3 separate regions of the Homo sapiens genome follow, and all the other regions are linked to region 3. A link is a contact called in ENCODE Hi-C or POLR2A ChIA-PET data. All regions are on one chromosome and are shown on one strand. Each heading gives the region's core, a stretch centred on a gene start or an enhancer-like site at or near the end of the contact. The rest is flanking DNA. Distances are from core to core; before and after follow the strand shown. Region 1 holds the start of TUBGCP5 (tubulin gamma complex component 5). Region 2 holds the start of OCA2 (OCA2 melanosomal transmembrane protein). Region 3 holds the start of UBE3A (ubiquitin protein ligase E3A).

Region 1 (3,738 bases), core at 1,023-3,522, 2.4 Mb after region 3:
CTCCTGCCAGCTGGGGTTATGATGGCCCCACAGCACCTCTGTCGAGGTAGGATTATGATACCCCCCAGCACCTCTGGCCAGGTGGGGTTATAATACCCCCCCACAGCACCTCTGGCCAGGTGAGGTTATGATGTCCCCCCAGCACCTCTGGCCAGGTGTGGTTATGAAGTCCTCCTGGCACCTCTGGCCAGGTGTGGTTATGAAGTCCCCCCAGCACCTCTGGCCAGGTGGGGTTATGAAATCTCCCCCAGCACCTATGGCCAGCTGTGGTTATGAAATCCCCCCCAGCACCTCTGGCCAGGTGACATTTATGAAGTCACCACCAGCACCTCTGGCCAGGTGGGGTTATGAAGTTCCCCCCGCCCCCCAGCACCTCCGGCCAGGTGGGGTTATGATGTCCCCCCAGCATCTCTGGCCAGGTGGGATTATGATATCCCCCTAGCACCTCTGGCCAGGTGAGGTTAAGATGTCCCCCCAGCACCTCTGGCCAGGTTGGGTTATGAAATCCCCCCAGCACCTCTGGCCAGGTGACATTTATGAAGTCACCCCCAGCACCTCTGGCCGGGTGGGGTTATGAAGTTCCCCCCGCTCCCCAGCACCTCCGGCCAGCTGGGGTTATGATGGCCCCACAGCACCTCTGGCCAAGTGGGGTTATGATGTCCCCCCAGCATCTCTGGCCAGGTGGGATTATGATACCCCCCAGCACCTCTGGCCAGGTGAGGTTATGATGTCCCCCCAGCACCTCTGGCCAGGTGGGGTTATGAAATCCCCCCCAGCACCTCTGGCCAGGTGACATTTATGAAGTCACCCCCAGCACCTCTGGCCAGGTGGGGTTAAGAAGTTCCCCCCGCCCCCCAGCACCTCCGGCCAGCTGGGGTTATGATGGCCCCACAACACCTCTGGCCAGGTGGGGTTATGATGTCCCCCCAGCATCTCTGGCCAGGTCAGATTATGATACCCCCCAGCACCTCTGGCCAGGTGAGGTTATGATGTCCCCCCAGCACCCCTGGTCAGGTGGGGTTATGAAATCCCCCCCAGCACCTCTGGCCAGGTGACATTTATGAAGTCACCCCCAGCACCTCTGGCCAGGTGGGGTTACGAAGTTCCCCCCGCCCCCCAGCACCTCCGGCCAGGTGGGGTTATGATGGCCCCACAGCACCTCTGGCCAGGTGGGGTTATGATGGCCCCCCAGCATCTCTGGCCAGGTGGGATTATGATACCCCCTAGCACCTCTGGCCAGGTGAGGTTATGATGTCCCCCCAGCACCTCTGGCCAGGTGGGGTTATGAAGTTCCCCCCGCCCCCCGGCACCTCCGGCCAGCTGGGGTTATGATGTCCCCCCAGAATCTCTGGCCAGGTGGGATTATGATATCCCCCTAGCACCTCTGGCCAGGTGAGGTTAAGATGTCCCCCCAGCACCTCTGGCCAGGTTGGGTTATGATGGCCCCACAGCACCTCTGGCCAGGTGGGATTATGATACCCCCTAGCACCTCTGAGCAGGTGAGGTTATGATGTCCCCCCAGCACCTCTGTCCAGGTGTGGTTATGAAGTCCTCCCGGCACCTCTGGCTAGGTGTGGTTATGAAGTCCCCCCAGCACCTCTGGCTAGGTGGGGTTATGAAATCTCCCCCACCACCTCTGGCCAGGTGACATTTATGAAGTTCCCCCCCTCAGCACCTCTGGCCAGGTGGGGTCATGAAGTCCCCCAAGCCGCCCCTGAGGAACAGGCGAGGCAAGGGCCAGCAGGCACTACTAGCGGGTCGGGACAGCTGCTTCGCTGATGCTGGTTGTGTAGCATGGATGTGTGTAGCGTGACTGTGTTGTGTGGATGGGGCACGGAAATCCGCAGAGACCATCACTGGAGGGAGAAGCTGCAGGGCCGGGAGGGTTCAGCAGGTAAGCAGTTCAGGGTTCCTGGAAAGGCGGGTCCCAATGCATTTGCTGACCGGGCACCTAACGGGCTGCTCTCAAAATCACTGACTGTCACCGAGGCCGGCCAGAGACCCTTATGTATCTGATTCACGATGACACCAGCTAACTCTGAGTACAGTAGAAAACGTACCGTCGGGCAACCAGAAAATGCGCACTCCAGTCCCCACCACGGGACAGCGCCAGGCAGTACCCTCCACAGCCGGAGCTCGAACTGTCGCGAGAATAGCGGTCGGCTTGGAAGTCGCCCGGCGCGGGAGCGCGAACTCTCGCGAGAATGCCGCCAGCTCCGGAGGCGACTGCGGCAGGAGCCCGAGCTCTCGCGCGACAGGCACCAATTCGTTAGACGCGCGCTGCAGGAGCGCGGAACATGGCGCGGCACGGGCCACCGTGGAGTCGGTTGGACGCGCAGCAGGAGCGCGACGTGCGGGAGCTCGTCCGGGGTGTCGCCGGCCTCCAGGACGAGGCAGACCCCAACTTCCAGCTCGCCCTAAACTTCGCCTGGTCCAACTTCAGGTGTGGGGCACGGCGCGCGGGCGGGTTCCCGGCCACAGCCCGGAGCCCGCGCGTGGGTCCCGCACAGCCCGGGGTCGGGGCGCGCTGGGGCAGGGCATGGGGCGGAGGCGGGCGCGGCCTCAGGGAGCCTTCGCAGGCCCTGCCACCGCCTGCTCCCCGCCGGCCAGCGCTCTCGGCGCGGTGCCCTGCGCACCACAGGGCGTGTTACCCGGGACGCGTCCTGATCGTCACGGGGAAAGCGTGAACTGGGTTTCTTGCCGGCCGGCGCGCGCGCCTGCAACCCCAGCGCTCTGGGAGGCCCAGGCGGGACTCCAGGCCAGCTTGGGCAACGTAGCAACTCCATGTTTATAATTTTTTTTTTTTTTAAATTAAAGAGATTGTATTCTCACTGACTCCTGCTCCCTGGTCAGCCCAGTGTAAGATCTCTCACCCTGCTCTCCTTTTTCCAAAACGCGTGTCATGACACTGATTTAACCTGTCATTACTGTCTCCTCCACTTCCACTCCAGCTAGAATGCTGCATCTCTGCACAGCTCCTGGCACGTAGCACGCTGAGTCACCTAATACAATTTCTAATGCAGTTTCTCTTGTAACTAATTTTTAAAGACTTACAGAATTTAGATATTTACGTAAAGTGAGATCTCCTATTTTTCTTTATGGGAGATGTAAATTAATACTTTTAGAGTCATTACCCATAATGAAATTATTACTAAAAAAATGTTAATGTTAATATTCTACCTGTTTAATTTCAGTAAAAATCTTCTTGAATAATGAACAGTTTTTCAAAATCCGTAATCTTAGTTACCTTAATGATCATAGCCATAAAGTGTCTAGTTGGCTTATAATAGGAATACGGGGCTTTCAGATTCTTTTAAACCATGCCAAGTTTCTGAAGTAATAAACTGAATTCTTAAGTGTAACTTATAAAAATAAACAATGTGTGAAATAGGTTATACAATACAGAAACTTAAATGCTGAAATCCAAGTTATTTTTCTACTAATATTTCTAAATGACAGTAGGCAGATTGTCATCATTTTAGAGCTGGGAGAGACGTTGGAGGTTACTATTTTCATTCACAGATTTCAGGAACTAAATTATAATAGGTAAAGTGGTGTTCCATTCACCCATTTACTGGCCTAGAATCATGTGTTTTTCAGTAGTGTAATTTTATTTAAGTACAGATTGCTCGCTTTGATACTAAAAAATGGAAAACATTTTTTGCATAGGCTATGCTATGTACATATACATTAGTTGCATAGGCTGTGCTGTAATTTTATGATGCTTTAAACCATCAG
Region 2 (3,800 bases), core at 1,163-3,662, 2.7 Mb before region 3:
TAGGGGGACCTTATTTTGGGATTTCCTTCTGGAATTTCCTTGGCCAGCCAAAAAAGTATAATTCTATATCATATCTTGTTTGGGACCCAAATCTTCATGCTCAGGAGAAACCACATCATTTCTGAGACTGGCCCCAATCACTTGTAACTGAAGAAGCACGGTGCCCCTTGAAGGCAAGTTTGGCTGTTCGAGTCACACACAGGCTTCCATTGATGCATCTGCAGGCAACACTCACTCTCAGCCACCAGGAAAGGAAACCCCATCTGGCCCTGAGGGTCAATCAACCAAGGGGACTGATTGACGGCAGCTAAGAAGCCCAGAGACAGTGAGCATGTGGCTGTGCTGGGTGTGGGTGCCTGTCGGCTCGCGGGGGGGCTTTGTCACCCCTCAGCTGCCGCCAGGGCTGGGACACATAGATTTGGCTCACCCGAGCCAGTCCCTGGCATGGAAGTTGGGTTTCCTCCATTACTGTGGCCACTCAGGGTCTATCCCTGGAGCTGGGGTAGGGTTGCTCCTTCCCCATACATTCAGCAGTTACACAAAAACAACTGTGACCTGCAAGGCACAGAGAGCCACACGCTTGGCCGCAGCTGTCCTGCTGGCGTTTCAAAGCCCGCATTTCGACAGATCTGCGTGCACACCAAGAGCCTTCTGCCCACTCAGGGAGCCTCCCCCGGGCTCTGTGCCCCAGCCCCTTCCCGCCCTGTAACAGTGTCCCTGAGGCACTGGGAGGGGAGCAGGTGCAGTGATGAGCGAGGAGGAGACAGTATTTCTGGGACGGGAACTGGTGCATCGGTGGTCACAGGCTCCCTGGAGCCGCCATCCCACAAGGATGGGGGTCACCATGCAGGCTGCTTGCCAGCCATATCCACACCTAACGCACACGGCGGTCTGAACTGAGGGGTCTGCACATGCGACAGTGAATGTGGTCTCAGAGATCTCGGGCTCTCCTGCTGTCAGGGCCCTGGCTGGGAACTTCAGTGTCCTGGAGCCTGCCATGCCGAGGACATCCTCGGTCCCTGCTACCAGGGCAACCCCTGGCCCACCCTGTGGCTGTGCAATGTGCTCTGTTATAAGGCATGAGATCTCTTTCAGCTCTGCTGTTACACTGTGGATGGAGCCTCTTACTTCCTGCCAATTCCTGTGCAGGGCCTGGCCACTGCAGCTGTGTGTGTGTCTGTAGCTGTGTTGTCTCCATGTGTTTGTGCGTGTATCTGTGTGTGTGTCTGTATCTGTGTGTGTATCTGTGTGTGTCTGTGCGTATATCTGTGTTTGTATATCTGTATATGTGTATCTGCGTGTGTGTCTGTGCATGTATCTGTGTGTGTGTCTGTATGTGTCTATGTATCTGTGTATCTCTGTGTCTGCGTATCTGTGTGTCTGTGTATCTCTGTGTGTAGATCTCTGTATCTGTGTGTATCTGTGCATGTGTGTATCTGTGTGTCTGTATCTGTGTGCCTGTGTATATCTGTGTCTGTGTATCTCTGTGTGTGTCCGTGTGTGTATCTGTGTGTGTCTCTGTATCTCTGTATCTGTATGTATCTCTGTATCTGTATCTGTGTGTCTGTACCTGTGTCTGTGTATCTGTGTCTGAGTATCTGTATATATTTGTGTGTGTCTGTGTATCTGTGTCTGTGTGTATATCTGTGTATCTGTGTGTATCTCTGTGCCTGTGTGTGTGTCTCTGTGTATCTGTGCATGTGTCTGTGTGTATCTGTGTATGTGTGTCTGTGTATCTGCATGTGTCCTTGTGTGTCATCTGTGTATCTGTGTCCTGTATCTGTGTGTCTGTGTATTGCTGTGTCTCTGTGTGTGTCTCTGTGTATGTGTATCTGTGTATCTGTGTCTGTGTATATCGTGTCTATCTCTGTATCTGTGTGTGTGTCTGTGTGTATCTGTGTGTGTCTGTGTATCTGTGTGTGTCTGTGTATCTCGTGTGTGTGTCTGTGCTGCAGGAGGGGCTGTCGGCAAGTGTAACCTTGGCGTCCTAGCTGGAGGGCCTCTCAGTGCCCGCTGGGAGAGCTCTGAAGGGAACAGAATGTTCACTGAGCATTTCCCCGTTCTTGTTCATAGGGAAAAGCCTGTCCGCAGTCCTGGGCCGCCTCTTTAGAGGTAAAGCTGGAAACTATCCCCGCGGAGAGCGCTGTCGGGGACGCCGGGGCGGCGTGGCCTTAGACGGAGCTGCTCTCAGCCCGCGCCGCCGGGGGCTGGGGAGCTGAGGGGCCGGGGGTGCGGAGCGGGCGAGCTGTGGGCGGGGCCATGTGGGCAGCTTTGTGGGCGTGGCCGGGAGGGGCGTGCTACGGGCGTGGCCGCACTGTGGGCGGGGCCGAGTGGGGAGTGCTGTGGGCGGGGCCGGGCCGGGGGCGTGCCTGGGTGGGGGACCCGCTGCGGGAGCGCCGAGCTCCCTCTGAGTTCTTACTTCGAAGGCTGTGCTCCGCTCACCATCCAGAGCGGAGGTGCGGACCTTAAACTCACTCCTGGAGAAAGATCTGCAAGTGCGCAGGTAAAGTGCACGTGCTCCGCGGTCGGGAGGAAGGAGGCGAGGAGCCAGACTAGCCTGGGAACAGGCAGGGAGGGTTTACACAGCCCCGGCTGAGTCGCGGCTTAGGAAGCAAGGCAAGTTCCCCTAAAGGTTAGTGTGCACAGACGGGTGCGACGGAGCCGACCTAGCGCGGCTGAGTCCGCCTGGGCCTGCAGCAGCTGCCCCCTGAGCACCCCCTCCGGCTCTCTGCCAGGCGACCCAGGAAAAAGTCGCCCCCTGGTGGGCCATGAGGTCATGGGTGGGGGGAGTTTGGAAAGGTTCAGACAGCAAATGTTCCACTTGAACTCCAGGGCAGCATCTGGCACTGCGGGGCCTCCTAGCCATGAGCCGTGGTCAGGCGTTTCCTTAGAATGGAATGCACTGGAGTGAAAACACTAAATCCCTCAAAGCTGCTTCTCTTTACTGTGGTCACACACAGTGAAATCAATGGGCATTAGTGCAGCTAGCTCTTTTCAAGGACACAATGTTAAGCACAGGAAGCCTGGTATGTGGACGCTCTGGGTTTGCAGAACCAGGCAGGGGCCAGGGGCTCAGGACAAGTGCCCGGTGCTCCCTTCCCATTGGGCGAATCAGAGCCTGGGGCCCGGCGGTGAAGCTCCCCAGGTGACTCTAATGTGCAGTGCACTTTGAGGAGCACTACTTAGACCAATGTGACAGTCTACAATGTGTAGATTTAGGGTGAGTGATTCTGAGGAAAAGAAACCCGAGGCTGTTAGCAGTTGTGGGCAGCTGCTGTCTACCTAAACCAGCTGCGGTTTGCTTGCTTGGTGAGCCTGAGCTTCGCGGGGCGGGCATGGCATCTGCCATCCAGGACCCTGGGACGGGGCCTGCCAGGGCAAGGAGCTGAGCATTGAACGCATCTGGGGATAACTATCTCTCATAGAAGAACTAATGAGGATTGAACCTGAACACAGAGATGAAAGAGCTGAGTAGACTGCAAAGAATTGCACAAAAACTGCTTGTTCTGCAAATTTAGTTTACAACAATTTGAGTGCAGTTCACATTGGTGTAATGTGATTTAGGATCATAAGTCCCTAAAGTTTCATTACACTGATGAAAAGCAAATGCCTATACTGTTCTTGTTTTATGAGAAGAACGCAACCTCCAGCCCCTGGAGCAGCTGAGATCTGAGGATATCAGGAATACCAGGAATGGGGAGGTCCTGGCTGTCCCTGGAAACCCAGCGGCATGACACCTGTGTCACCTGGGTCCCCGTTTCTATGCTGGAGTGGCAGGCAGCAAGGAAATATTTTGAGTT
Region 3 (3,631 bases), core at 224-2,723:
TTTTAAAGATTATAATTCTTACTAGTCCTTTCCATGAAATATAACAGCAAATAGTTTCCAAATGTGGATGTGTAATGAGAGGAAATGAAAAGTGAGTAAAGAGCTGAGTTAAAACATCTTAAAATCGAATATGGCTTAATACTATCATTATCATCAGTTGTCCTGGAATAACTTAAATTCTTCTAGCTTATTGTTGGTTTTTCAATGGTTGGTTATAGTTGTGAGGCGGATACACACACACACCCACACACTTGGCTATACAAAAAAGATGTTCCGAGACTGACAGTTAAAAATTACACTGCTGGCCGAGCACTGTGGCTCATGCCTGTAGTCCCAAAACTTTGGGAGGCCGAGGTGGGAGGATCACTTGAGGCCAGGAGCTCGAGACCAGCCTGGGCCTAACATAGCAAGACACCATTTCTAAGTTTAAAAATAAAAATAAATTTAAAAAAGATACACTGCTATGTACGACTGTTGATATAAAAAATCTGAATACTAGACATGGGTACTCATCTAGTACTTCAAGGGCTTATCAACAAAGTTGCAAGTTGTAACACTATGAATTGTTAGTGATACTCTTTTGGCTTTGCTAGCAAGTGTTGTAAAGCTATACACACACACACACACACACACACACATACACACACACACCTTTTAAAATGGTGACCCTGGTACCAAATATGACTTTAAATGGATTTAATTTTAATGGCTTTAACTACGTTCAGCTGTCATATGGATCAAAATTAGCCTCTATCCAGCTGGGGTCAACCAGGGAGCCACTTTTCTTAACCGACGACCTACTGAACGTCAACAACTGCAGGAGACGGGACTTTACCTTCGTCTCTGGTAAACTAGTTGACACATCCTGTGTTGGCAAGAGGCCTAAGTAGATGACCTTGGTCCTCTAAAATCTGGCCTGCACTCTCGGGGCACCCCTGCAACATCTACAAAGGCAGCTCCAGATAGAAAAGGGTTGGGGTCGAAAAGCCAATAACGGCAGGCACCTGCCCCGCCTCGGGGCTGGGGGGCTATTCCAGCGGCTTCAGCTAACTTTCAGAGCCATTCGTTTCCCAACAAAGTCTGAGGCGTTCCTCTGCTGGGTACACCAAGGGGCTCTGCAACCCTCCTGGGGGGGGGGGTGCCCAGAGGGCTTCCGGAAGTCCCAGGTTTATTCTTTCGGGTCACAGACAGCAGAAACTAAAAAGAGGGATTACCCTTTCTGTCCAGTCGCAAGATGGCGACCGAGCCTGGTGGGACTCCGAGGGGCCGCAGGCCACCTCCTCTTCCCAATGGCCCGTGCGCCGGCGGCGACGGCAAGCGGGAGGGAGGCGGGGCCGGCGAAGGAAGGAGGGGCGGAGCGCGGCGCCCTCCCGCGCGTCTTGGCCCCGCCCCACGTCCCCGCGTCCCGGCCTGGAGCCCTCGCCCGGCCGGGCGGCGCGCGCTGCCTGCCGGGATACTCGGCCCGCCCAGCCAGTCCTCCCGTCTTGCGCCGCGGCCGCGAGATCCGTGTGTCTCCCAAGATGGTGGCGCTGGGCTCGGGGTGACTACAGGAGACGACGGGGCCTTTTCCCTTCGCCAGGACCCGACACACCAGGCTTCGCTCGCTCGCGCACCCCTCCGCCGCGTAGCCATCCGCCAGCGCGGGCGCCCGCCATCCGCCGCCTACTTACGCTTCACCTCTGCCGACCCGGCGCGCTCGGCTGCGGGCGGCGGCGCCTCCTTCGGCTCCTCCTCGGAATAGCTCGCGGCCTGTAGCCCCTGGCAGGAGGGCCCCTCAGCCCCCCGGTGTGGACAGGCAGCGGCGGCTGGCGACGAACGCCGGGATTTCGGCGGCCCCGGCGCTCCCTTTCCCGGCCTCGTTTTCCGGATAAGGAAGCGCGGGTCCCGCATGAGCCCCGGCGGTGGCGGCAGCGAAAGAGAACGAGGCGGTGGCGGGCGGAGGCGGCGGGCGAGGGCGACTACGACCAGTGAGGCGGCCGCCGCAGCCCAGGCGCGGGGGCGACGACAGGTCAGTGTTGCCGCGGCCTGCGCCAGGCGGCGCTGGCTCCCCTCCGTCACTCGGCCGGCCTTCGGGGCCCGCTGTGGCGAGGTCGACACCCCCCTTCCCCGCCCCCCGCCGCCGAGGCGAGTGTTTGGGGGCGCGTGGTCCGAAGGGGCTGGTGCCAGAAGTAGGCCCCTGGTGGCCGCGGCTGCTGCAGCCGTAACTGTCAGTCCTGGCTGAGCGACGGCGGGAGGGTTTTGTCGCCCGAGGGGACGCGAGCGGGCCCGGGGCGGGGCGGGACGTGCGAGGCGTCGAGATTTGGGCCTCCTAGGAGCCAGGCTCTTCGAGCCAGCCGGGGCCCCAGACAGGGAAGGGCAGGCCCTTTCCTTCAAAGGGGAGCCCTTTCTCGGCGTTTTCAAGGTTTTTGGCTCTCTTGGGGAAGACATATTTAGCCGTGTGCTTGGTGGGTTGGGGTTTTGGGGGTGGATTGATGGGAAGGGAGGGCGGATGAAGTGGTATGTCAAGCCCAAGGGTTGTGCGCACAGGTTACTCTGTGTTACCGGCCACCAGGATTTCTGAAGTTGAACGTGAGTTATTGGCTTTGCCAGAGACTGCTGTGTTATATGCAGACCTGTATGCAAGCAGTTGGCCTTTTTTCCCCCCCCTTTTCAGTGTAGAAAATGAAAAGGATGCTTTCCTCATCTTGGTGGTAAAGGCTTTTGTTGGTAAAGGTAGAATTGAATGTACCAAATGCCTTAGTCCGTAAAATTTTAGAAATAATTTTAATACAGACACTGGTGAAGCTTGGCAACCTTGAAAGAGAATTTAGCGTCTACATTTTTTAAATGACTTTTTATGGATATGCTAAATTAGTAACAGTCCAAAATCTGTTTGAGATTATTAAGTGGCGAGGGTGCTGTTGAAAATGTAAACTAATAGCATATGGGGTTTACAGTGCACAGTTAACCTCAATCATGAAGAAATGTGGATATGACCCGTAATTTTGGATCATTTTACTGCCTGCAATATTGAGAGAAGCAGCAAATTATTACAGTTTTTTTTGGGAGACGACCTAAAGTTTAAGAAATACAACTGTTGAAAGTTACCTGTCAGAGACACAAAGGTACCCAATCAATCTTGTTGAATAAATTGGACAAGTGGGATAAGGTGTTTGTCTCACACTTCTGATCAATAAGTACTCTTACTTAAGAAGTGATTTGGTAAATCATGTAAAATTTAGAATTTAGGAGAGATAAGAAAGTTGTAACTTGGTGTGTATAGTGGAAATAGCTTTGAAATTAGATCCTGTTTTTAAATCCAAGCTACTTACCACATTTTTAGTGAAATGAATACATTATTAATGATGCTACTGATAAGCCCTAAGGATGACCAGAAGCCCTTTTAAGAAACACTAATACAGTTGACCAAAAAATAAAAAAGGAAATAGCTTCAAGAAATAATTTTCAATCTTTGTGTATTTATAATATACACAGGAGAAATAAAAGAACAGAATATGAAGAGGTAACTTATAATCTTTACAAAATTAGAATGTAAACTATGCTAGTCTTACTGTGTCAATATTTATTAACCTGCATTAGTTTGCTAAGTAGTATGCTCACTATCCTCTGGACATTGCCCCTGTCCCTGAGG

The links. A loop is a pair of places that touch in the nucleus more often than their neighbours do. ChIA-PET counts read pairs that join two places held with the same protein, here RNA polymerase II (POLR2A). Pooled maps may share reads with other maps.
Region 1: a map of mammary epithelial cell shows a loop between it and region 3 (24-fold over the local background). The contact joins the promoter of TUBGCP5 here to the promoter of UBE3A in region 3. A Hi-C loop is called at or near these places in 2 of 168 maps with a recorded cell type or tissue (CD8-positive, alpha-beta T cell and mammary epithelial cell), 13 of 37 single-sample maps with no recorded cell type and 13 of 50 pooled maps. POLR2A ChIA-PET finds 5 or more read pairs at or near these places in 1 of 52 experiments (CD4-positive, alpha-beta memory T cell).
Region 2: a pooled map shows a loop between it and region 3 (12-fold over the local background). The contact joins the promoter of OCA2 here to the promoter of UBE3A in region 3. A Hi-C loop is called at or near these places in 7 of 37 single-sample maps with no recorded cell type and 9 of 50 pooled maps.

The regions. Positions count from the first base shown.
Region 1 is chr15:23,038,103-23,041,840 of GRCh38, reverse strand. TUBGCP5 (tubulin gamma complex component 5) reads left to right here and starts at 2,272. Exons shown (of 23, transcript NM_052903.6): 1 at 2,272-2,443. The coding sequence starts at 2,298.
Region 2 is chr15:28,097,927-28,101,726 of GRCh38, reverse strand. It overlaps OCA2 (OCA2 melanosomal transmembrane protein), which reads left to right and starts at 2,412. Exons shown (of 24, transcript NM_000275.3): 1 at 2,412-2,503. RefSeq lists an enhancer at 2,465-3,117.
Region 3 is chr15:25,436,866-25,440,496 of GRCh38, reverse strand. It overlaps UBE3A (ubiquitin protein ligase E3A), which reads left to right and starts at 1,473. Exons shown (of 13, transcript NM_130839.5): 1 at 1,473-2,008. RefSeq lists enhancers at 466-1,411, 1,412-2,357 and silencers at 1,209-1,548, 1,909-2,328.